Linked DNA regions of Homo sapiens: region 1 is linked to region 2. Evidence: chromatin loops called from intact Hi-C (ENCODE). Cell type or tissue: heart left ventricle. All regions are shown on one strand. Each heading gives the region's core, and the rest is flanking DNA. Links, peaks and the distances in the headings are about the cores only.

Evidence for each region. Hi-C counts contacts between places; a loop is a spot of excess contacts. Peaks named below come from ENCODE experiments on the same cell type or tissue, not always from the same donor. Only the 100,000 strongest peaks of a DNase experiment are listed, where the experiment ranks them.
Region 1: it touches region 2 in a loop (3-fold over the local background); 21 of 110 quality-filtered maps call a loop at or near these places.

Annotation. Positions count from the first base shown.
Region 1 is chr18:10,782,690-10,790,689 of GRCh38, forward strand. PIEZO2 (piezo type mechanosensitive ion channel component 2) reads right to left here. Exons shown (of 56, transcript NM_001378183.1): 15 at 6,390-6,676; 16 at 4,347-4,495; 17 at 2,095-2,268. Among named protein-coding and RNA genes, the nearest start is that of MIR6788, 27 kb to the left of the region's middle. In heart left ventricle, for the core only: a CTCF peak has its summit at 4,809 (motif pointing right); a DNase peak (open chromatin) is centred at 4,812.
Region 2 is chr18:11,148,988-11,166,067 of GRCh38, forward strand. PIEZO2 (piezo type mechanosensitive ion channel component 2) reads right to left here and starts at 582. Exons shown (of 56, transcript NM_001378183.1): 1 at 1-582. RefSeq lists silencers at 1-244, 485-934. In heart left ventricle, for the core only: a CTCF peak has its summit at 5,585 (motif pointing left); no DNase peak of the experiment used is centred there; H3K27me3 peaks cover 4,207 bases.

The sequences.
Region 1 (8,000 bases), core at 1-8,000, 370 kb before region 2:
AGTCAGGACTCATATCGGTACAGATCATTTAGATCTTTCTTCTCTGCCATGGGGTGCAGGGTAAGGGCTGTGAAGCGGCAGCTGAGGAAACATAGAACCTACATCTTGACGTGGGCTGCAGTCTTTCCCCAGAACCTGCATAGGCTAAACACTGCTATACACGCTTAAAGGGAATTCTGTGGGACCTTAATTCAGTTTTCACATACGCTAGGTCCAAACCTTGGGAGTCTCTAGGCTGGTGAACCAAATTGTCTTCTGCAAAACTGTGGTCCTGCATGTTTCTACTTTTCTGGATAAATGGTGAATTATATCTCTGTTTGATTGCGTGACAGAAGACTCAGACACATCCACATTAAGAAAAATGGCAAGAAAAAGGTTCCTGCATGCTGGAGGCACTTTTAGTGAGAAAAAAAAATGAATATGCAAGAGAAGAAATGGCATTTGGAAGAAAAAAAAGATTTTTTTTTAAAAAAGATTTCACTAGCAATGCTTAATAATTACAACTCCTTCACAAACATATAAATTGGCTCTGCTAACTAAAATACTTTGTAATTATTGAATAGGGCCCTTGAAAAGAATGGTGAGGGCTTATAGTAAATTTAAACATGTTACATGGTCAGAATTAAATATCAAATACTAGTTTTATCCACACAGATCACAAACAATGTCAAAATAATGATTAAAAAAATCCTTTTTCTGATTATTGACAATTCTCACTTTTATGTGCAGGCATTCTCTTTGTAAACTTTTAAACTTGGGGTGATTTTCCCTCCCATCAAGTTTGTCTATGACTGATATCTTCTAGGGTTCCCCAAACTTCTAATAACTACTTTATTTTTCCTAATGCTTGATCATCACTGAAGGTAGCAGGAGTACAGATATGGAGATGGTAAACCACTGACCCCATCCATGCCCTCCTCCCTGCTGGGGCCTTGGGAGCAGAGAGGTTTTAGCAGAGCCTGATTTTCCTGGTGGCTAGATAGCAAAACAAGTCATGACTGATTGATACCTCTTGGTTCCATGGGTTACGAGTCATCTGAAGTATCAGAATGATAGGCGAAACACAACACAATAAGAAAAGTGAATCTGCTGGTCATAAACAAGGATTATAAAATGTTTCTCATCATTAAATAAATGTTTTGGGTCTATCCATAACTCTAGTTCCTACACAGCAGAACGCTGGAAGTTTGGCATTTTACGAAATGCATATCATGAACTCCTACTTCATCTTCTATTGATACCTGCATTTTTTCCCTTAAAGTCAAATAATTAAGGAGAATTTTCATCCGTGGCCTCTGTGCTCCTCTCAATACAGCCCTTTGCTCCCTTAGCTGCTTAACAAGTATTTTTCCAATATCTGAATCATAGGCTAAACATGAGGCAGAAAGGAAAACCATTGTCAGCGTTCACTAAAAGAATGCTTGTGATCTCCCCGTGATGGAACACAGTGAAGGATTTGTGATAACCCATTGTGGTTTGAATAAATACGGGCAGGAAAAGTAATATCCCATCTGTTATTTGCAAACAATGTATATTTATTGATGAGGATAAAACAGCCGTAAGCTGCTAAAAGAAGATATTGTCATCATGTTGTCCTCTTAAATATGATTGTAGTTACTAGTCAATTGCAGATTCTGTTTTTTCAGCCAAAGTTCTTTATTTCCAAAGTGGAAGGGAAAACTGCCCATCATCTTTTGCTATGCTCTCACAAGACTTCTGTACTTGTGGTTGGCATAATGGAAAAATCCTCTGAATTAGCCAGATTCCCTAAATGTTCTAAAAACATATAACCAGCCTAGACACAAATACACATATCAACTCTAAAATATTTAAGTCTCCACAGCTACTCTGAATATCTCACAAGACGATCAAGATCACTTTACATTAACCAGTCATAAGTCACTACCCATTGTTTCAGAACGTGTCACAGAATCTTCCACATGTTTTCCTCTTTTTCTCACAAGCTGATACTCATGGAAAATTCAAGGCTGAAACTTTTAGATTACTGGCTTCTCGCAAGGTGGCCAACCTAAGGTAGGGTTGAAGAGCTGCCTTCCTGCTAATAAGAGGTCTGTGTTTCTTCCAGTGGCTCACCTGTAGATGGTGTTGTCTTCTTTGCTGGGAATGGACTTGAGGTCTGTGAGTTCAAGGAACCGGTCATGGAAGTAGTGCAGGTGTAAAATGCACACCAGCAGAAAGGAGGTTGGGATGAATATGCGAGTGAATAGTTCAGCCACAGTAAACTGCTTTAAGCCAAGATCCTCAAGCCTGCAAAACAAAACAAAATAAAAAGCAGGAACCTCTCTTACGCAATGAAGTCACAAACTCTTTGTGATAAACTACATCACAGTCTTACACTCCTGTCAGGTCTATCGTTTATTGAATCCCTCTCTCCCATATGGTCCAATATGGCTTTCGTTTCCACCAAGCCAGCTAACCTACTTTAACAATGGTCAATAATAAACCTTGACATTCCCAAATTCCAGGACTATTTCTTCAGCTTTATTTAATTAAACCTCTGGTCCTCCTTGAAGCAAGTGTGGTCTTGACACCATCACACTCTCTTGGTTTCTTGTTCCTCCATGATCTCCCCCTTTTCTATTGGACCTCTAGAGGCTGAAATTTCCCCAGGACTCTGTTTTGATCTCTCTTCCAGCTGTGCTTTCCCCCTAGGGAAATCCTCTTCTGTGGATTTACACATCATCCTTACACCAAGGACTCAAAGTGCATCTACAGCGCAGGCTCCTCCTGTAAGATTCTCGTGCCCAAATTGCTACTGGAAATTGGTTGTTTCACAGTTATTTTATATTAGTGCTTCCAAAACAGTATTCTTGATTTTCCTATTTTTCTTGGCAAAGCTGTCCTCCACATCCCTCTCCCCACTCTAGTATCCCTGAACCAATAAATGGTACAACTGTCTACCCTGCGCAAACTGAGAAGTCAGACGCCTCCTGTGTTCTTTTCTTTCATATCTCATTCATCCACATTTCCTTCAGCATCCTAAAGCACCTCTTGAATTGCCCACTCCTGTTATCCGTCTCTGCCTCCACCAAATCTAGGGGAAGCTCCCATCATTTCTCACAGGACCGCTGCTGCTGCCTACTAACTAGTCTCCTTGTTTCTACTCCCACACATCGCTTTTTCTCAGCTAGTCAAGGGATCTTTAAAGATTGGAAAATTCCACCAAGAATAAAATACAAATAATGCTACCTACAAGCCATGCACATCCCAGCTGCCTGCCTGAATTCTCCCCACTCTTCGCTGTCCACTCACCCCCTGTCTTCAGTTCCTCTTATGAACTGTGCCAAACTCTGACTTGCCTCAGGACCTTTGCATGTGCTGTTCCCTCTGCCTGAAATGTCCTTCCACACCCCAGACTCCAACTCACACACTTTTCCTAAGACAAGCTTCTTCTAATGCTTCAACTGTAGTTTAAACCAGCTCCTCAGCAAAGCCCGTGCCAGTCACTCATTTATAGTTCCCCCTTACTCACTGCCTCAGCCTGTTGTCTGTTTCCTTCACAGACCTGTCACAAAGTATAATAGACTTATTTTACACTAAATAGTTTTGTTTGTCTCCTCTGCTAGAATATAAGATCTACAGGGCTTAGATTTTGTCTGTCTTGTTCCCTGTCATATTCCAGGCACAAAACAGTGTCAGCACATGGACAGCATTTAATAAATGCTTATTGTATAGACACTTCAGCTGTGTTGGTGTAGTTACACAGTTATCTTTCCCTTCTAAGGGACAGAGACTTTTAAGGGACTTCCCTTCTCAGCCACATCAATATATTCAGCTCAAAACCCAATGCTGGCTGGATTTCCAAACTAATTTCAGAAGTTTACAGAAGAAAATTAGAGAAGGATAGAGCACTATCTCCCACATGCACAGGAACACCATCTCATCATCACAAGTCTATGAGCACTTGGAGAAATTTATTTCTTTTTGGCGCTAAATACTCCTTAGAATCTAAGCACCCAGCAACATAAATGAGCAAAGTCTGCTACTTTATGTTATAAGTGCATGAACTTACTTAAGAACTGAAGAACTGAGCTCCAATGTGGAGGGCAGAAAGCACGACTAAGTGTTAGGTGTGTTTCACATGAAACTAACATTAGAAAATGTCATTTCATTAAAATTCTGAAAATTCATGGAGTGCCTATTATGTTCTAAGCTAAGGGCTAAGTAAAGAGAACACAAAAACGACTCAGTTTTAATTTCTATTATTGAGGAACTTATAGACATTGATGACATCATGCTTTACTAAAATCTTCCTTAAAGATGCTTTGAACAATATGCATTCAAGTCTTCATCTTGTTCATCATTTTCAACTCAAAATCACTTACTTTTCTTTTTTCAGTCCAGTCATATTTTGCCACAGGCCTGGGAAGTTCTCAAACTGATATGTGTATATAAAGATAAGCACCAGCATAGTGTAAATAACCACTGACATCCAAAAATATTTTAGAATTTTCCTCCACCATTCATAGTGCACCTGCAAATCAGACATTGAAAAAAAAAAATGAGAAAAAATCACTTTTAGGAAAACTCACAAAAATATTTGGTTTAATTCAAGTAAGACAAGTGATACATTTACAAGTGTCTGAAAATAAAGTCTATTTCATTTCTAGTTTTTAATGTTCCGTGTCTATCACAGTGGAGTGGTCCTGGGTTAGAACCCCAGTTTTATAAATGATTGCTAACTGTGTGGGGAAGAGGCTGAACCTTCCATAAGTGCCTATTTTGCAGGGTTGCTACGAGGATGAAATAGATATTGCTTATGGGTTCCTGCAAGCTATCTGGCCCATAGGGGGCGCTCAAGGAACAGTAGGGTAGGTGCTGCTGTCATTGTGGTTATCATTGCTCAGAGAAAACCACATCCATTTTGAAATTGAAAGCAATATTGTATGAATGAAAATGTGAACCAACCACAGAAAAAAGACATCTCGTTTTACCGTAAGCTGTGGATATTCATTAGAGAACATCCATCCTGAATTTTTAAGAGTATTCAAAAGTTCACTGATTTCTTTTGAGATTTTTTTATCTTAACATATTATGTACTCTTGTTTATTGTAGTTCCTTTATTTGTTTTGTTGGCTACCTGCAAGATATTTTACTCTTTCATGTGTTTCTATTATTGGGTTCTCTTTTATCATCAGTTAAAAGTGAGTCTGTGGAGAAGTAACTCATTTTAATGTATCTCATATATTAACTTATTTTAATGAATGAAATTCTTTTAATTAATGAAATATGAAAGCAGTCAATGCACTATACATATATATATATGTACACAAAGAGCAGGCACATGCCACACATATATCTTTTTCTGACCCTAAAGCCTGAAATGCAAAAGTATACCTAGGAATACTCTACGACTTCAGATTATCCAGCTTTTAAATTACTATTTTAAAATATAATTCAATTTTTACAGGCCAGGTGCGGTGGCTCATGCCTGTAATCCCAGAACTCTGGAAGGCCGAGGAGGGCAGATCGCTTGAAGCCAGGAGTTTGAAACCAGCCTGGCCAACATGGTGAAACCCCGTCTCTACTAAAAATACAAACATTAGCTGGAGGTGTTGGCACACACTTGGAATCCCAGCTACTTGGGAGGCTGAGGCATGAGAATTCCTTGAAACTGGGAGGCAGAGATTGCAGTGAGCAATGAGCAGAGATCACGCCACTACACTCCAGCCTAAGGGACAGAGCAAGACCCTGTCTCAAAAAAAAAAAAAGAAAGAAAGGAAGGAAGGAAGGAAGGAAGGAAGGAAGGAAGGAAGGAAGGAAGGAAGAAATAGAAATGTAATTCAATTTTACAGATTTTTTTTGATCAATAATTTTTGGAAAACCTATGTATGAACTTTTTCCTGATTTTTCAACAACCTAAAATTTTTATTTTTACTTTTTTTAGAGATGGCATCTTAATCTGTTGCCCAGCTGGAGTGCAGTGGTACAAGCATAGCTCACTGCAGCCTTGACCTCCTGGGATCAAGTGATCCTCCTGCCTTGGTCTACCAAGAAGCTAGGACTACAGGTGTGCCACCACAACTGGCTAATTTTTTAATTTAAGAAAATGTTTTGTAGAGACAAGGTTTCAGTATTTTGCCCAGGTTGGTTTGGAACTCCTGGCCTCAAGCAGTCCTCCTCCCTTGCCTCCCAAAGTGCTGAAATTACAGGCATGAGCCACTGCACCCAGCCCTGAAATTCTGAAATAGTAAACAAGTTGAAGACAGTCATTTCCCATTTTAGGATTCTTGGGATACGATGTTTGAATCTTGCCAATCACTTTATCCATGTTCATGAGATTCTAGTGATTTAAAATCTCTGCAGAGGTAGCTCATGTATACTCCTGGGAGAGATGTGAGAATTAAAATGGTCAACTGTGTACCTACCTGGTATAGGGCCACACAGAACAGGAACAGCACCATGTAGATGATTTTGTACATTACGATTTTACCCTCGAAGCTGACGAAGAAGAACATGCCTCCGCAGACGTAGATCCAGTACTTGATGAACATGGCCACCACCAGATTGCCCAGGACTTTCATGATGTCCTGCTCATCTTCTTCTTCAGCTTCCTCTTGCTCTACCTTCTTTCTCTCTTGCTTCTCTTCCTTCGCTTCCTCTTCTTCCTCCTCTTTGGGCTCTCCTTCCACTTGTATATCTTGAAGTTCCTCATCTTCAAATAGAAAACTGTGCTGTTATACTTAGCTGGTTATCTGTGCAGACCACACTTTGACCATGTGATAGGTATAGGATGTAGAGGCATGCATTTTCTAAGTTATTGTATAATTTGGATGATTTTAGACTATTCTCATAAACTCAGCAACATTTATAACTAGATTAAAAGTCAATTTTCATAACCTTCTCAAAATATAGTTTACAAGAAAATAAATTTGGTAACACTAATTTATATACAAGATCTTTTTTCTTTCTGATATCCAGTGATAGCTTTAAGTACTGTGAGATGTAAAAAATAAATAGGCAACAATAGCACAAATCTAAATGACTATATCAATTTCAAATTCTAATTGCTTCATGGCTCTAGACAATCCAAATAGTACTTTACTAAATGTGGTTAATGCTAACAATCTTAAACAAAAAGTATACTTTTAAATAACTAAAAATTTAAGAGTTACAGCAAAACATAATTTAATTTAAATTAGATTGAAAGAGTAATTGTAATTTAAGTTTAAAACAATTTAATGGATCAAAATAAAAAACTTATTTTGTGTTGCTTTAAAATACATAAGAGTCATCTCTGTGTTACACAGCCTTATATTTGAAGAACTTGAATAATTATTTCAAAATAATTATTGGGGTTAATTTGAATAATTTATTCAAACAACTAGTAGATTCACAGTGAGAAGAGTGAAAATCAAGTGAGGGCTCAGAGCAACAGTTGATCTCAAATTAACCATTTTTTACCAAAATTAACTGGTTAATTTAATCACTATGTTGAACAGAGACATCCAAACTCATACAGGCAAGATTTGAATCTTATAGACAGACTTTTGTTACTGAAAAACAACTCATTGTTTAGGTCCAAATAAGAAACTAAACATAAATATATGTGTGTGTGTATGGAGATATATATATGCCTGTATTCATTCTTATGGTTACTGGTTTAATCTGAAGGTGACCAGCCCAGCTTCTGTGGACATTTCTAGGCTCCTTTTCACAGACAGTGCTTCTTAACCTCACAATAGTCTTCAATCCATTCTACAAATATTAAATTTACATTTATTGGCATACCTAGGGAATTAGGGAGCAAGCTGTTCTTATTTTACCTATATAGCAGGTCTAAAATTATCAAGGTGATAACATCATCATCCTCTGTTTTTACATTGTGGTATACTATTGTTAAGAAAGAAGAGAGAAGTTTTAAATGTGAAAGATGTGACTTAGCTTCTTGTTTCCAGTACTCACTAGAAGTATGACCTGGGAGGAAGCATTTAATTTCTCAGAGCCTCAGTTTTTCTTTCATTGGGAATCACCTTCGT
Region 2 (17,080 bases), core at 2,111-10,110:
TGCTGTGCTCCCGCCTGGCTCCCGGGGCGTCGTTTGGGGGCGGCCGGGGAGTTTTCTACTTGGAAGCCCCTCTGAAGCCACCGCGTCTCCTTTGCCCGGCCTCGTCTCCGCTGCCCACGCAGGCTGCCGCGCTCTGGCCTCGGCCCCGGCTCTCGGAGCTGCCCGGCGGGCTCCGGGTCTCGCCCTCCAGCCCCCAGGCGGCCCGCGGCGGATCCCCGAGAGGCAGCGCAGCTCAGCCCCTGCGCCCCCCAGCTTCGGGCCGGAGAGACCGGGGTGGGAGCTGCCAGGCGCGCAGAACCATCCCCGCCACCACGGGGCTCGCCTTGTGGGTCCGGTGCGCGGGCGGCGCTGCGAGTCCCTCCCTCACTCGAAGGAACGGCGCGAGCGTGGGGAGAAATGGAGACCAGAGCGCATATCGGGTGAGTGGGTCTCCCACTCCCTCCTCCACCGCCTCAATTTAAAACTCAAGAGAAAAACCAGCGCCGTCCCGTCGCCCAGCGCGACCACCGCCTGCCGCCTTGCAGCCTCGCCCTCGCGGCGCAGCCGGGGCTCCCCGGCGGCGCGCGCTTCTCCACCTTCAATGAAACTTTCGAAGCCCTCACTCGGGGACGGGCGTGTCCCCCGGCCAATGGGATGGCGGCTCCGGGGCCTGCGCGCGCGGAGCCCGCCCCTGAGCGGCTGGGGAAGTGAGAGCCTTGCACCGGCGCGGAGGGCAAGCCCCCACCCGCGGCTCCCGCGCCTGGGAGAGACCCGGCCTGGCCTGCCAGTGGGCTGCGCGCCTTGGCTCGCCCTCCGCGGGCACTCCTGCCCCACTGGCTCCCGCAGCCCCGCGGCTCTGCGTGGTTCTGTCATTCCGGTGGTGCACCCTGGCATCCAGTCCACCCGGCCGGGCCCTGAGCTTGCCCAAACCCAGGGAACCGTTTAAGGTCCGAGGGAAACGCACAGGCCCGGCAGGAGAGAAGCCAGGGGCTTGGAGAGTCCTGTGCGACCCCGACTTCTGCTGGGTCCACAGGTGCACACTGGCATTAAGAAGAATAGAGCTGAATTCATCTACACCGTTGACCCTGCCCATATTTCACATAGCAAGAACTTGCCATTCTGAATAGACTCTGGGAAATCCCGGGTCTTCCCCAACAGATAATGCACCCACTTTGTGCATTTGGGGGAACTCTCCGTTTTCACCTCAGTTTTGCTCCTTGCTTGTCGTGGCTCTGGGGAAAGAGAGCGTTGGCACTGAGAATATTCTCCCTTTCTCCTAGTGCACTGCTTTTTGCCTGTTCTAGGCAAGATCTAGAGAAATCTGGCTCTAGCTGGGAGACTGCAGTGTGCCTGGGTCTTTTATTTAACTGTTATCCGAGAGTGGAGGAGATTTGCTAGAGCACAGTAGGGGTCTTTCCGGACATGGAGGAAGAGGCTGTTAGCATCTGTAGAGAGGACTGTTCAGGACTGGCATTCCATCAGGAGGACACACTGGGAAGGACCTGGCTTCCCTTCCGCACCTACATTCCTGGCTTGCATTAGTTGGAGGGGATAGAGCAGTGAGCTGATGAAAAACAGGCAAACCCCCGTCTTTTTAGCCATTTGAAACGCTTTTGTGGACATCCCTTTTTTGAGACAGGGTAAGCTTGTGGTTTGAGCTCAGGTGCCTTCACGAATTCTCTGAGAATTACAGAAAAACTATGAACCATTGCTTTTTGAATGAAGACTCAAGACAGTTGGCATATGGTGAAGACACCCTGAAACTTAAACCACCCATGTGCTCTGCCATCCTCAAGAAGCTTAGATAGCACCTAAACCCGGGCGTAGTCATGAGCTCAACAGCAGACCTACAGGAGACGATAGAACTTAAATTAGCATCCAGTCACCAAGAAATGCTATCAAGAAATGGTTTGTGTAGCCTGTTTGTAGAAGCCTGATATAAATCTACCACTAATTTTGATGTTCATAAGTCTGCCTTCACATCCATGCCCTCCCCACCTCACCCCATGTACGACTCATTCTTGGGAGCTAATAGGTGAAGGACTCCTGAATTTTAAATAATACTGTGTCATCACATGAATTCTGTATTCTCTGAATACTTTCTTATGTTCTTGATAGGCTTCCCATACTAACAACTGTCTAGACTTTTTCACAATAATTCTCTTTCAAAATAACATAAGCTGGGAGGCACAAGATTCCCAGCAGGTGGGTGGTCTTACCAAATAAACTTCGAGCTTTCTCTGCCACAGTGTGTACCAACTTGGCTGCTGGGGCGTTAGAGATTTTAACAACTACATCCCAGTTCTGAGACTTCCAACGTATGTACTCAAGGGGAAGTTTCAGCGGTCTAGACTACATCTGAAATAGGCTTCTCCATGCTGGCTACATGTTGCAGTCACCTGGGGAGCTTTTGAAAAACGCTCAGTCTCCACACTCCCTGAAATCCTGATTTAATTGGTCTGCGATGGGGCCCCCACACCTGTATTTTTCTTAAAGCTCTCAAGTGATTCTTAAGTATGCAGTCAGGGGTGAAGACCGCTGTCCTCATTTTCATATCAGACTCAGAAAATAGTCCATTGGCTTTCAAAACCAGCATCTCCAAACCTCATCCACCTTTCTGAAGCTGTATTTTCTTTCACAATGGACTTGACTTGAGCATACATATCCATAGCAGTGGCATTGTTTTTACAAGGGCTGTTTAACCCTCAATTTTCCCTGCTCTCATAGAAGCAGTATCTGGTGTCTAGACAGGTTAGTTTTTAAGGACTCACCAGCCCATGAGGGTATTGATCACTGTTCGGGAGCTCTGCTTGCCTGGCAAACTTTATTCCAAAGTTTGCCAGAATCTTGTCTAAAATTTGAAAGAGTATGTGAGTTTAAAAATGCTTTGGGGAGAAATCAAACATGTAAAATACTCATGGACATATTATTTTGATATTTCATGGGTACCTGATGTGTATAATCACCAGTTTACCCCGGTAATGAATTAAGCACCAGACACCCTATGCCTCTCTGCATCCACAATGACAAACAATGACTTCTTTTGATCATTATTGAGACTTTTAGTGCCTCAGCTTCTTCATCTGTAAGTTAAGGAAAGCAGTAAAACCTACCCAATATGGAGTCTACACAGATAGAGACAGTTTATAGAGTTCTTAGAGAAATGCCTGGTGCATAGTAATCATTCAATGAATATTGGCTGCTATTATTCCTATTATTGTTGTTATTATTGTTGTTGAAAAACAAGAACTAATTCTACATTTATCAAACAATTATGCTAAAGCACAGTGACCTGCAGTGAGACAGACAGCAATATGTTTATGCTCCCAGCAATATGTTTAAGAACTGATCAACATTTTCTTAAGTGTTCAAGGTTTTCTCCATAGTGTGTCATTTTTTGCCTTGTGTGCATTTCATCTCACCTGTTTAGATTTATCTTTTTTTTTTTTTTTTTGAGATGAAGTCACACTCTGTTGCCCAGGCTGGAGTGCAATGGCACAATCTCAGATCACTGCAACCTCCGCCTCCCAGGTTCAAGTGATTCTCTTGCCTCAGCCTCCCAGGTAGCTGAGAATACAGGCGCACACCACCACGCCTGGCTAATTTTTGTATTTTTAGTAGATACAGGGTTTTGCCATGTTGGCCAAGCTGGTCTCGAACTCCTGAACTCAGGTGATCCAGCCGCTTTAGCCTCCCAAAGTGCTGGGATTACCGGGGTGAACCACCGCACCTGGCCCTAGCTTTTATCTTTTCTAAATTTGGTTTACTGTTGCACTGATTGACAAAATCATTCAGAAACTCGATCTTTGTCCCAAACACTAATTTGTTTGTATCATGCTTACTAGGAAAACACAGATAATGTGTTTAGCCCTGTGTCATGTTTAGCTCTATGTCTGTTATTCTCTGGGATACTTTGTTAGCTTCCTTTGAAAGATCTCAGAGATGGATATTGTCCCAAATGGGAACTTTACAAAACAATGTCTCCCACAAGGAATATAAAGTTTGTCAACCTGGCATTTTCTTCCTTCAGTGAAATCTGCCAAAATCCATTGATGCCATCCAGCCTGTGGAGAATGTGGTACCTCTTACCAACTTAATTAAGGAGAATATCTTCTAGCATTGGTCACATGTGTTTTTCTTACATATATGTTAACTAAAAAATTTAAATATATATATATTTCTAGTTCTCATTTATAATTATCATTGTGTCATAAGGCACAATATTTATTTGGAAGTTATTTTTGTTAGAAGCCACAGAGATTTTGGCTCTTATTCTTAAGAAAACTTGGAAGCTGAATGGCTTTCTTCTTTTTGCTAATATATGCTGAGGTTGTACATTTTTAAAAAGCTATCAATTTAATGTTTACAGCAGAAGTATTTTCGAAGTCTCCAAATTCCAAAGACCTAGACAACTTCTAATAATGTGCAGGAGACATGGTCTGCTCATACTTCTGCTAAAGAAGTTATCCCTCATCAGAGCAACGCACAGTGAAATTCACTGTCTCTGACATCTGGCCCTTTGGTGGAATCTTCCTGCTAAGCCTACGTAAAATGTATACTGTAGCCTTAACTGCAGTTTGTGAATTGTAATATGGATGCCGAATCTGAAGCACACTGCTGATTTGTATCTGTAGTTCAAAAACCTTGAAAACGCAGCTAACCGACATGTCTATGGGCCTTATCTTTCCAACTAGATTGGAGGATATGAGGACATGGATAAAATTTCATCTATAAAGCAGAATATAAAGCAAAATATTGTTTCCAAGTGAATCATATTCTACTTACACACTTCCATTACACACACACACAGAGGCATGTGCACACAATCTCACACACACATATACACACTCACCCATAACCACATCAGATATATCTCATATAAAAATAAAAGGACCATGTAAACTTGTATTTGGTTTTTGGAGGTAAACACATAAAGGAAGAGATTCCGATTTGTGGGGAGGATGCTCTGCTGAAGTTGGTGACTTGCCTTGGGCACCACAGGCACCCAGGTGGCCAATGCTAAAACATGGAAACCACCATTCATTATTTACAGCCAACATTGTGAGCAGATTTTTATCTAGCAGTTGTCTATCTGCTGTCTGTGTATTTGTTGCTGAAGCCTTTGAAGAGGCTGCTGGTTGTAATATCATTTTTTCAGAAAGGCTTATCATGCTATAAGAAGACTTATGGAAGGGAGCTGGAATTTGGAGGATAATTTTGCAATGAAATTGTAGTAAGTCAAAGCAAGTTACTAACCAAAAAAAATTACAGGTTTTTTTTCTTTACTTGTAACCACTGAGATAAAAAAATTCAACTTGTCCATGTCCTAAATAGATATTTATTAGTTAATGAATCATAATTTGGATTCTAGCTGTGTTTGTAACTGCATCTGGATCTCTGCAATGGTCATAGAAATGTTAATATTCTTAATAAGCTTAGGTGACTTTCATTCATTGGTTTTATTGAGATTTCGAATATGTGTATGGATATGCGTGTGTACAAGTTTTGAAATAAGCTATTTCTAGTTCTAACACTAGCCTATAACTAATTGGATCCCATCCAATGATTACAGTTAACTAGTTTGAAGCTTTGTTCACTTATTCTCCTGCAGTGCCACCTTTTGGCTAGAAGTATATTGAAAAAATACAAGTACTTCTAGCAGAAAGCATGCAATTAGCCACAATCAACAAACAAACATTGATTATAGCCCATGTTGCAGGCTGATGGGCTCAGAAATACAGCAGTGGGCAGAACCAGCATAGCCACTGCCTTCATAAGGTCACCATCCAGCAATGAAAGACAGACATTAACCAACTATGTATAAATAATGAAGAAAATAATACATGCCTGCAAAGAACTCTGAAGAAGTATTGGGCCTTAGGGGAGAGTATAAATGGTAAACCCAACCTCCTCTGGGGGAGGCACAGGAGGACAGATCCCTTGAGAAGGAGATGTATGTCACATCTTGAAGGGTGAGTGTAGATTCACCAGAATGTAAGCTCCAAGTGGGCAGGGACTTTGTTGTTCATGGCTGTATCCCCAGGACCTAAAAGAGCATGGGGCCCATAGTACAGACGGCATAATATTTGTTGACTGAATAAAGGAGTTACCTAGGTGAGAAGAGAAGGAATAATGTTCCCAGGCAGAAAGAACAGATGACATCCCAGAGGCAGCAGAGAGTACTATGTGTTAAAGGATTTAAGAGCAGTTCACAGGAAATTTCCATATTCCATCAACTGGACGTCCCACACAGCTTAAACCGTTTGCCAGGTCATATGGTTTCCAATTTATGGGCTTCTCTATTTTCCATTAAATTGAAACAGTAGTAAACACTTAAGTACAAGCAAAACAACCGACATAGGCAGTCATAGATCACAGGAATAAGGACTGTCACACAGGAAACCTGGAGTTCGCTGTCTTTAGTGTCCTGTCTTCATGCTGCTGTTCGCTTCTCAGATGGGAGACTCAAAGTGCACTGGCAGGAAGTCAAGAGACTTGGGACATTTCAGTTCTGGCAACCTCTTGCTGAAATGTTGCTAAATAAATTGCTTGACCTTTCTGGGTTTTGTGGGTTTTCCCACTTTGGGGTTTTTGTGTGCTCAATCTGCTTTCTTTTAAATCTTTGTACAGGCAGAGCAAATGTGTAGATGCCTTCTGGGCCTGCAGCAATACTGTAGCCAGTGAGATGCAATTCCTCGGGCCAAGAGCACATTCCTGTGATCCACTTACTCCTCTGTAAATGGAGGGCATTGGCGGGCATGAGCAAATGCTTAGCCACACTCCTGAAACAGGAAAGCAGACCTTGAGGGTGAACTTCCTGACTGAAAAGCTTTTCTCCGTAGGTCAGTGTGACACTTTCTCTGGCTTGCCCAGTGACAAGATAAACATCATGGGTTCATCTAAGATTCTTTCAGGTCCTTCAGACAAGAGTTTTGCTTGTTCATATTGGGATGTGAGTACATGGCCCCTGTATTACGGTTCTCTAGAGGGACAGAAAAAATAGGATAGATGTATATATGAAGCGGAGTTTATTAAGGAATGTTGACTCACACAATCACAAGGTGAGGTCCCACAATAGGCTGTCTGCAAGCTGATGAGCAAGAAAGCCAGTCCGAGTCCCAAAAGCTCAAAAGCAGGGAAGCCGACAGTGCAGTCTTCAGTCTGTGTTTGAAGGTCCAAGAGTCCCAAAGCTGAAGAACTTGGAGTCCGATGTTCTAGGGCAGGAAGCATCCGGCACAGGAGAAAGATATAGGCAAGGAGACCAAGCCAGTCTAGCCTTTCCACGTTCCTCTGCCTGCTTTTATTCTACCCGTGCTGGCAGCTGATTAGATGGTGCCCACCCAGATTGAGGGCGGGTCTGCCTCTCCCAGTCCACTGACTCAAATGTTACTCTCCTTTGGGAACACTCTCACAGACACACCCAGGAACAATACTTTGCATCCTTCAGTCCAATCAAGTTGACACTCAGTATTAACCATCACAGTCCCCTTACTAAAATAAGCAGAAGACAACAGTGTGCTTCCCGTCAAGTGAGAAGCAAAACCTCTGGAATCAAAATCCCTCAGCGAGATGGGGGTCCCTGTGTCCCCTTGCCTGGATTATTACTGGCATGGGGTTCCTTCTCTCTTTCTGATGAAGGAAAAAATGCATTTTCTTGTATTCTGTTAACACAGCTGAGAAAAGCAAGCATTTTAAAAAAGAAAACATGCTATAAAATTAAAGGTGAATGAACCCCTGTTGTATAAAATGTCTTTTCCAAAATTCAAGTTTCTGATGTTATGCGTCTCAAAACAGTGACAACTCTTTGAGATTCTGTCAGATAACTGCTCTCCCACCTCAGATGAGTCTAGGGCCAGCTACAAAATTTGTGAGCTGCAGTGCAAAATGAAAATGTGGGCTCCTTGTTCAAAAGGCAGAAAAAAAAGTGCTACTCAGAATCCTTAAATATAAAGGTTTTCCCTTTCTTCTACGGCCTCTCTCTCTCAAATTGCCATAGCACTTTATATGGCCATTTAATGTTCTAAGTGAGTAAAAGTCAAAATCATTTAAATTATTAGCATAATTTAACCATAAATATTTATATTCCACAATGTCAGTTTTAAATCCAAATAAATATAAGAGCATTCAACTCATATGCAGAATTATTGAAATCACACACTTTGTGTTGTTTAGCTTGTACAGGCATATGCACTTTGTTCTTAGCAAACAGTTGACAGACTGCATGGAATGAACTCAACTGTTTTTATTTCACTTCTTGATATACTCACATTCTACCAACATTCTCTGCCTCTGGCTTACTGCGAGTTAAGAGTGGGCTGACAGGGAAAGGAGCTAGGGGTGTCCTTTCTCCCCTTTCCTTGCATGTCATCATTTTCAGCATAAGTGTCTGGCTAACATGTGCTGTTAGAAACAGGAGTAAGAAAGGGCATGAGGCGATCAGGCACATTCAGGACGGTATGGCCATGTACAGGTACCAAAATATCACGTGTACCCCAAAAAGCTGTACAACTATCGTATATCAACTTTTATTTATTTATTTATTTTGAGACGGAGTCTTGCTCTGTGGCCCAGGCTGGAGTGCAGTGGTGTGATCTCGGCTCACTGCAAGCTCCGCCTCCCGGGTTCACGCCATTCTCCTGCCTCAGCCTCCCAAGTAGCTGGGACTACAGGCGCCCGCCACCGTGGCCAGCTGATTTTTTTGTATTTTTAGTAGAGACGGGGTTTCACCGTGTTAGCCAGGATGGTTTCGATCTCCTGACCTCGTGATCTGCCTGCCTCAGCCTCCCAAAGTGCTGAGATTACAGGCGTGAGCCACCGCGCCCGGCCCGAATGGTGGATTTTAGCATTTTCACCCTTTTTTTTTTTCCCTTGGCTTCTGGCAACATTTTATTTATTGGGCAATCACCATTTTGTGTGTGATTAAGTTCCTATACCATTGAATTTTCTCGTAGTAATTAAATGATGACACTGATTCATAATTATGCATAAGCAAGCCAATTTCACATCCAGGATTGATGTAAAAATAAAATGAGACATTTGAACCTACTTTACCTGCTAACTATGAAATATTAAACAAACCAGTGTAATGTTATCACTGTTACTATAATTATTAATGTTTTTATTTTTAAACTATCCGCTTTGAGGAGAATCCTCCAACCAGTAACACATGTTGGGCATATTTTTCCCCATGAGCTTTAATTCCATTTGTTTTATGCTCTAGAAGGGCAAACGTTATTAGATTCAACAATTTGGTAGAATCTTGGATGCAAGGAGAGTCGCCTCTGGGACATTTCTTTTCTTTTTCTTTCATTTCTTTCTTTTCTTTTTTTGAGACAGAGTCTTGCTCTGTCGCCAGGCTGGAGGAGTGGAGTGGCGTGATCTCGGTTCACTGCAACCTCCACTTCCCAGTTTCAAGCAATTCTCCTGCCTCAGCCTCCCAAGTAGCTGGGATTACAGGCGCCCACCACCATGCCCAGCTAATTTTTGTATTTTTAGTAGAGACAGTGTTTCACCATGTTGGCTAGGCTGGTCTTGAACTCCTGACCTCAGGCGATCTGCCCACCTCAGCCTCTCAAAGTGCTGGGATTACAGGCGTGAGCCACCATGCCCAGCCACCTCTGGGACATTTCTTTTCTCTTCGGAGTGGACGATAGGCTGCATAAGATAGTTCCTAAGGCATGTTAACATTAGTGATTTCACAAAGAAGTTTCCATTCAGAATGGAAAAGTGGCATAAAGCTGTGAGCTAAAATCTCAGAAGGTGTGGGAGGGCGATTGCCTCCGTGGCTCCCTTGCCAAGGGACATGGAAACATTCGGAACTAGGCAGCTATAAACCCTGAGCATTAATATGAATTACCCTTCTTTCTCAGAGTGGTTATTAAGATCTATGCCCTATATGTTACATAGCTTTGTGTAACTGTTACCATGGCACTTAGAGACTTTGTGAGAAATGCTCTCCACACTTTCTGGATCACACACACCTATCAGAAAAAGCTTTTGTGCATATGATCCAACATATGAGTACTTATATACTTGTAAGTTATAAATTATATATATAAGATTATAAGTTATCTATATTTGGTAATAGTTAATAGTTATATATATGTTTATAATATAGGATGTGATATACACACACATATATGAGTATATATATAAAATAGTGAGATATATAAATATAAATATATATTCATATATGTATATATATATAATTATTATTACCTAATAAATTAAGGCACACCACACACAGGCAAGGATCATCATTAAATAAGACATATTTCAAATATTTCTTGATAGCATTGATGTTTCTAATTCTTGTTAGATATGATGAAATGATCATTGCTTTTATGGAAACCCTGCTATGGTGGCTTAACCGAACGTGAATGAACTTTCCTCACATGCCGGGTGTGCAGAGATGGGCCATCCCAGGCTGGCGCAGCAGCAGCAGCAGAATATCCCCAGCGCCTTGAGCTGCTCTGGTCCCTTCGTCCTTTCATTGTGAGCCACTGACATCCTTCCTCATGATGGCTTTTATGTATGCAAGATGGCAGCTTCACGTCTAGTCCCAAGCCTACTTTCCAAGCTGGAAGAAGAGAACAGTGACAAGAGAGCAGAATATTCACTGAGTACTTAGAATGTTCCAGTTGCATTTTGAGGAGATTGTTAAGAGGTTAAGAGATTGCCTCCAAACTACCTTTTGCCTCATTCCCAACCAATGTGGGACTGAGTTGCATGAAGGTCTATGAATTGCTCTAGGTCTCACAGCGAGTGTGGGGAGAGTTAGTTCCGGCAGCTAGATCCGCAGACTCTGGACTGAGGTCCTTTCCACTGCCCACAGCGCCCCAGGACAGCAGGCTGATGGGTGCCATGTGCAGCACCACCTGCGTTCTTCAGGGGGCCTGGGCTGTGCTCCCACCCCTCAGCACCCATGTCCTGGCTGGGGGGTAACCTTAAGATCCACCACGACATACATTTACAGATCACTGTAATCACAGTGGTTCTTGAAAGCAGGGCTTTAAAGGGACTACAGAACGTGTTAAGAATGACTGACTGGGAGATGAGAATGCTCAGTACCGAATCCCTTACCACAAGATGAGTGCACCTGCCACAATGTCATTCAACCTCATTAACCTCCTGCAGATTCTCAGTACATGAAATGACTGAGATTGGGGAAGCTAGTTCTTATCCTCTATAGTAAAAAAATCTGAGTGTATGAGTAGGGGGGAGGCATTATATTCAAATCCCAGCCTGTGCACTCAGGAGCTGTCCTAGCTAAGGTGGGTTACCTAAAACTTTGTATTTTTGTTTTCCTTAAAATGAAGAAGAAGTGTGAACAGAAAGAATGGTAAAGTTGTAACCATATAGACAGCAAGGATATGGCACCTGGGTAAAGGACTTTGGGAAAGGAAGAAGCCAAGTAGCTTAATCATTTTCCCAGAAGTGTGGAAGTTAAGCAAAATGCAGTGGCTCTAATTATGATACGTTACATTTATCTGGCTCCTTTCTCTTAAGAGCGCAGAGTGGTTCTCAGACATTATCTCATGAATTTGCAAATCAGTCCTGGGAGTTAGATAGGAATGAAGCCAGGCAAAAGTTTCTAGCTTACCACTTTACTAAGAGCCAGAAGTTGAAATATTCTCTCCATCCAAGTCAGCACCTTCTGTGCAAACATAAACTACTATATTACTCAAGTCATATTCAGGGAACATCAATTTGCAGATTCTTGTTATCCTTAAAATAACACATACCTTTCAGAAAGGAAGCCATTGTAATAAAAGTCTTTCTTGATTTCTTGACAAATGAAAGTATTTACGGAGTTTCATTCCCAGAAGTGAAATGAGCAAAGAGTGAAATTCAAACCTTTTCACGAATTTAGTGTAATAAATGTGGGATTTATCCCCCAGCACATGGCAATGATTGGAGTATGATTGCGCTTTGAGGACCAAGCTATAAAATCAACATAAAGTTGGTGAAGTCAGAATGCAAAGTTACCTTAAGTACAGAAAATAAGACACAAGCCAACATAGTCTGACTATTGCAATTTAAGACATTGACAGATCGAAAGAAAGAATATGCCAATTAAAAAAGAAAAGTATGGGACGTGGGAAGGACTATTTGCCAGTGACAAAACAAACACTGCAATAGAAAAGGAGACTTGAGGCCGGGCGCGGTGGCTCATGCCTGTAATCCCAGAACTTTGGGAGGCCGAGGCGGGCAGATCACCTGAGGTCAGGAGTTCGAGACCAGCCTGACCAACACGGAGAAACCCCATCTCTACTAAAAATACAAAATTAGCTGGGTGTGATGGCGTGTGCCTGTAATCCCAGCTACTTGGGAGGCTGAGGCAAGAGAATCACTTGAACCTGGGAGGTGGAGGTTGTGGTGAGCCGAGATCACACCATTGCACTCCTTCCTGGGCAACAAGAGTGAAAGTCTGTCTTAAATAAAAGAAAAAAAGAAAAGGAGACTTGATCGATATGTTGCCAATGTTTGATCCCATTAGCAATGCAGTTCCTAGAGAAAATGTTTCCCTTGACAGTCATCCATAGGCACAAAGATAAGGTGGTAAGCATGAGGTCCCCAGGCTTACAGAGTTTGGGAAATGGATCCCCAGCTGGGGGATCAGCTCAGACAGAAAGAAAAGCAATGTCTGGAAGAACAATGAACCCTGCCAGCCTTATTCAGGTTCCCTAAAAGCAGGTCCTAAGTGAGGCTTCTTATATAAGTGATTGACTGATGGAAGAGCTCAGGAGGAGAGGGATGAGGGAGGCAGGTGGGCAGGGGAAGAAAGCTAAGTAGGGACGGGGAGTGTGATAGAGATTAGAGCCTCAGCCCGGTCACAGGGAGCACCTGGAAATGTAAAAGGCGTTACAGAGATGGCCACACTTTGAGAAAAGGGGCAGGCTTTTGTGCCCCTTTGTCAGTCAGTCATTGGCCAAGAGCTGCCTAAGGTATGAGGTGGGGTCATAACCTCCCTAGGAGGACCCCCCTCATTTCAACCAAGTGCCATCCTCTGAGAAGGGCAGCTGTGGCCACAAGCAGCCAGTGCTCATCACATAACTGGGAAAGGCACAAAGGTGAGAACTAAGAACTTCTACTAGGTTGGCTTTTTGTTCTGTTCAGTGACCAAGACAACTTAAAACATTGATGATTTCTCCAAGAACATACATTTCAAGGGCAGTCTTTCTTTCCTTATCTAAACGCATTCCCTTCTCTTTTAATAAACCCATAGGCAGGCAACCCATAAACAAACTAATACACAAAACAAAATAATAAATTAACCAATAATCTGAAACAAGATGTTCAATAAAAGCTATGAAAGTTCCTCTATTCTCCAAGTAGAATGGCTGAGCTACTCCTCTTCCTTCTGTCCACTCACCTAAATGATTTTTCTCAGCTTATGCAACAATTCTCATGAGTATTCACTATATTTCAGGCACAGTTCTCAGCTCCGGACATGTTGGTAAATAATGGAGCCACGGTGCCATGGCTCCACTCATGTCCGGTCTAGTGCAGGACCTTTAAGAACTCAGCCCCAGCTGGCATAGTGTTCCAGGCCCCACAACAGAAAGTGCTGGGCCACAAAGCCAGTGTTTTCTCTTCTGCAGATGACTGCACCTCTTAAGAATCCTTGCTCTGGGTCTCCTTCGCCCATTGTAGGCAAGGTCTTCCACTAGGTCTGCTTGCAGTACTTGCAAGATTTAGACAGATATATGGGCTGGGCCATTCTGGTTGAATGTGTTGCAGCCAATCCTGTTTCACAGCCAATCACAATCTCAGGGTGGCCCAAATGTGGTTTGACAACCCTTCCTTGCAGAGTAGTCATGGATCCAGGCCAAAGACAACGAGCATTTATTTCTAATACACTTTCTGTATTAAAAAGGATTAAAAGTGGGCATTGATATTGGCTGAATGTCTTGGATATGTAGCAGGGCAAATGGTTTTGATTTCACTCCACATGAAAACACCAAGTTCTTCTTTCCTTTTGTTTTTTCTTTGTTTTTCGTAAGGCTTCACACATCTGGTCTCTCTTCCCAGAGAGCTCGCTCTTCCTGTCTTCTTCTCATTCTTCAATCTCACCTGGCTTTTTGACCCAGCACTGTCTCTAGTGGGGTCTGGAATGCAACACCAGGTGGGGCTGAGAGAATCCTTCCCCAACCACCGAACTTGTAGCTTCCTTTCCCTCCCCCTCCTCCTCTCATTGTTCCATTTCTCAGTGTCCTTCTCTTGTTCCTCATAACACTTATTACTACTTTAAATTTTGTGTGTGTGTATGTTTATTCATTTCTGTGACCGCAGACTGAAAGCCCCATGCGTTTTGTCCATTATTCATATGCAATTTTCAGCAGAGTGCCTGACACAGAAAACATACTTGCTAAATATGTAGGAAGCAGTGCTGGGTGCAGTAAGAGTGTGGGGCCTGGAGTTAATCAGCCTGGGTTTGAATCCTGGCTTACCACGTATTAGCTAAGCCTCATCCCTGTAAGCCTCAATTTCCTCATCAATAAAATGGAAATGTTGATAGTACTTGTATTTTTGTGTTATCCTGATATTTAAGTGCATTTCTTCATGTTAAATGCTTTGATGAGTACCTGGCAAGTACTTAATAAATGTAAGCTAGTTTTGTTTGTAGCTTGGATTTAGAGGTAAAATATGTAGAGCTCTGTGAAATGGTGTGATAGATAGGAATAGCTACAGTAACAGGAAGCCACTGAATCAGAATGGCAACTGTTCAGACTCACTGTTATTCTGAAGCTCTCCAAGTTTGTTTTGTTTGCACGTCCATGATCCATTACTATCCTGCAAAGAAGTGAAAATGGGAACTCTTGGGGGTTCCCGGGTGCGCTCCCTGCTGGCCGCGCTGCAGGGTGCAGAGAGGCAGACGCAGGCACGCCGCGGGCCCAGCGGAGCAGGGGCTTGTGCGCCGCTCCCAACAAACAGCCTGAGCGTCCCTAACGCAGGTTTGAGGCGTCACTAACGCCCGGGAGGCTGAGCACTCCTTGGAGGGGGACACCCACTGCTGTTCACCCTAAACGCCTACCTCAAGACAAGACACTGATAAGCACAGACACAAAGGAAACAAGTCTTTGCAAATGGGAAAAGGAAAGACTAAGGGAAATGAATTTATTTTAATAATCCACAAAGAAGAAATGACATCGGAGACACACACACACAAATATTCCAGCCCACGAGACACTGACCATTCAGGAAATCAAAATAGGCTCAAATTGGTCAGATGTCTGCCAAAGGAGAAAACAGAAAATGTGAGAATTTGCCCACACTAAAATTGTTAAAATCATTTGCTTAGATGGACCATTTTGTCTTCATGAAAGACTTTTCCATGCTTATGTGTGAACAGACTTTAAATTCTTGATTTGAGAAGGAATATTTGTAAATTTAAAAAAATACTAGTGGAATTTAAACAAAGTTCCTTGGATGAGACATAATCTTGATTGCTCTGATGAACGCCTGCATCTGAGCATGCCAGGTCACCAGAGTAATCCTGCGAAGACCTTTTGTGCAGAGCAGATAAAATGCAGGTGCTCACTGAGGAGATTCTTCAAGGCCATGTGCACAGGCAGCCCTCACAAAGACTCAACATGAACGTCCGTGGTCTGGGGGCGGGTGGAGGTAAGTGTAGAGATGTTCCTCTCATAGCTGTACTTTTTTTTTTTTTTTTTTGAGAGCAGGTCTTGCTGAGTCGCCCAGGTTGCAGTAATCTCGGCTCACTGCAACCTCTGCCTCCCAGGCTCAAGCGATTCTCTTGCCTCAGCCTCCTGAGTATCTGGGATCATGGGCACGCGCCACCACTGCCTGGCCAATTTTTGTATTTTTAGTAGAGACGGGGTTTCACCATGTTGGCCAGGCTGGTCTCGAACTCTTGACCTCAAGTGATCCACCTACTTTGGCCTCCCGAAGTGCTGGGATTACAGGCATGAACCTTTTTTTTTTTTTTTTTAAATGTCCATTCCATCATTTTCCCAGGAGGGAGACACTGACCCTAGCAGGTTAGCCAGCTTAGCTCAGGGACAAACTAGATAGGCTGTGGGCAGCTTGGAGCAGGGTGCTCCCAGCACACAAGTTAATAAGAGAACCTTGGGGACAACTGCAAGGTTGACTTTGTCTCTGTCCCATCTCTCTAACTTCTGACCTCCTTGCCTGTTCCCCTCACACCCCCTCTGCCTCCTCTCCCCATCCCACATACTTGCTTATTGCACAGAATGACCGGTTCCACAGTTACTTGTATATTCCTTCCAAAATTTTTCCCCTTTATTAAATAAGAAAAAAAAAAGCCATATCTCTAGATCAGAATCAGGAAGCTGCACCCCATGGGCCAAATCTAGTCTGCTGTTTTTATCAATAAAGTTTTATTGGGACACTGCCATGCTCATTTGTTGACATGTTGTCTGTGGTTGCCTCTTTGCTAGGATGGTAGAGTTGAGTTGCTATTTCAACAGAGAGTGTACGGCGCACAAAGCCTAACACATTTATCTTGCCCTTTACAGATAATGTTTGTCAACCCTGCTGCTGATCTCTCTGGTCTCCCCTGTGTTCAATGGCTAATGTCTATCCTGGCATAGTTTTCTCTCTCTCACTAGATACTAGATAGTATACCTAGCTCTCTCACCAGATCAAAACAGTTGGAAGAAAGGTGGTGTTTCCTTTGTCTTTTCATTTCTGCCATACTACTGACATTGCTTAATAAATATCTCATAGAATCAGATTGAACCAATCAAGTCTGCAAAGAGTTCCAATCTACTGTGTCCCAACTCTTCACCAAGCACGGTAATAGGGACTGAGAGTACCAAGATCAATAGGCTCTTAGTCTCTGCCCTGGATAGACTCATAGATTAACAACTAGCTTAGATGAGCTCCTTGAAAAGAAGACAGGGCAGGCCAAACTGAGGGAACAATGTGTGCAGGGAAACAGAGGCAGGAAGGAAGGTGGTAATATTAGGGAATTTCAGGTTGATTAAAATGACTGGATTACCAGCGGAGGGAAGAGGGATGCTGTGAATAGCACTCTCTCTCCTTGATTTTTACTAGTCCTCGCTCAACTAAAGACACAAAGAACTAAGCCGTACTTTAATTGGTGGGATAGAAA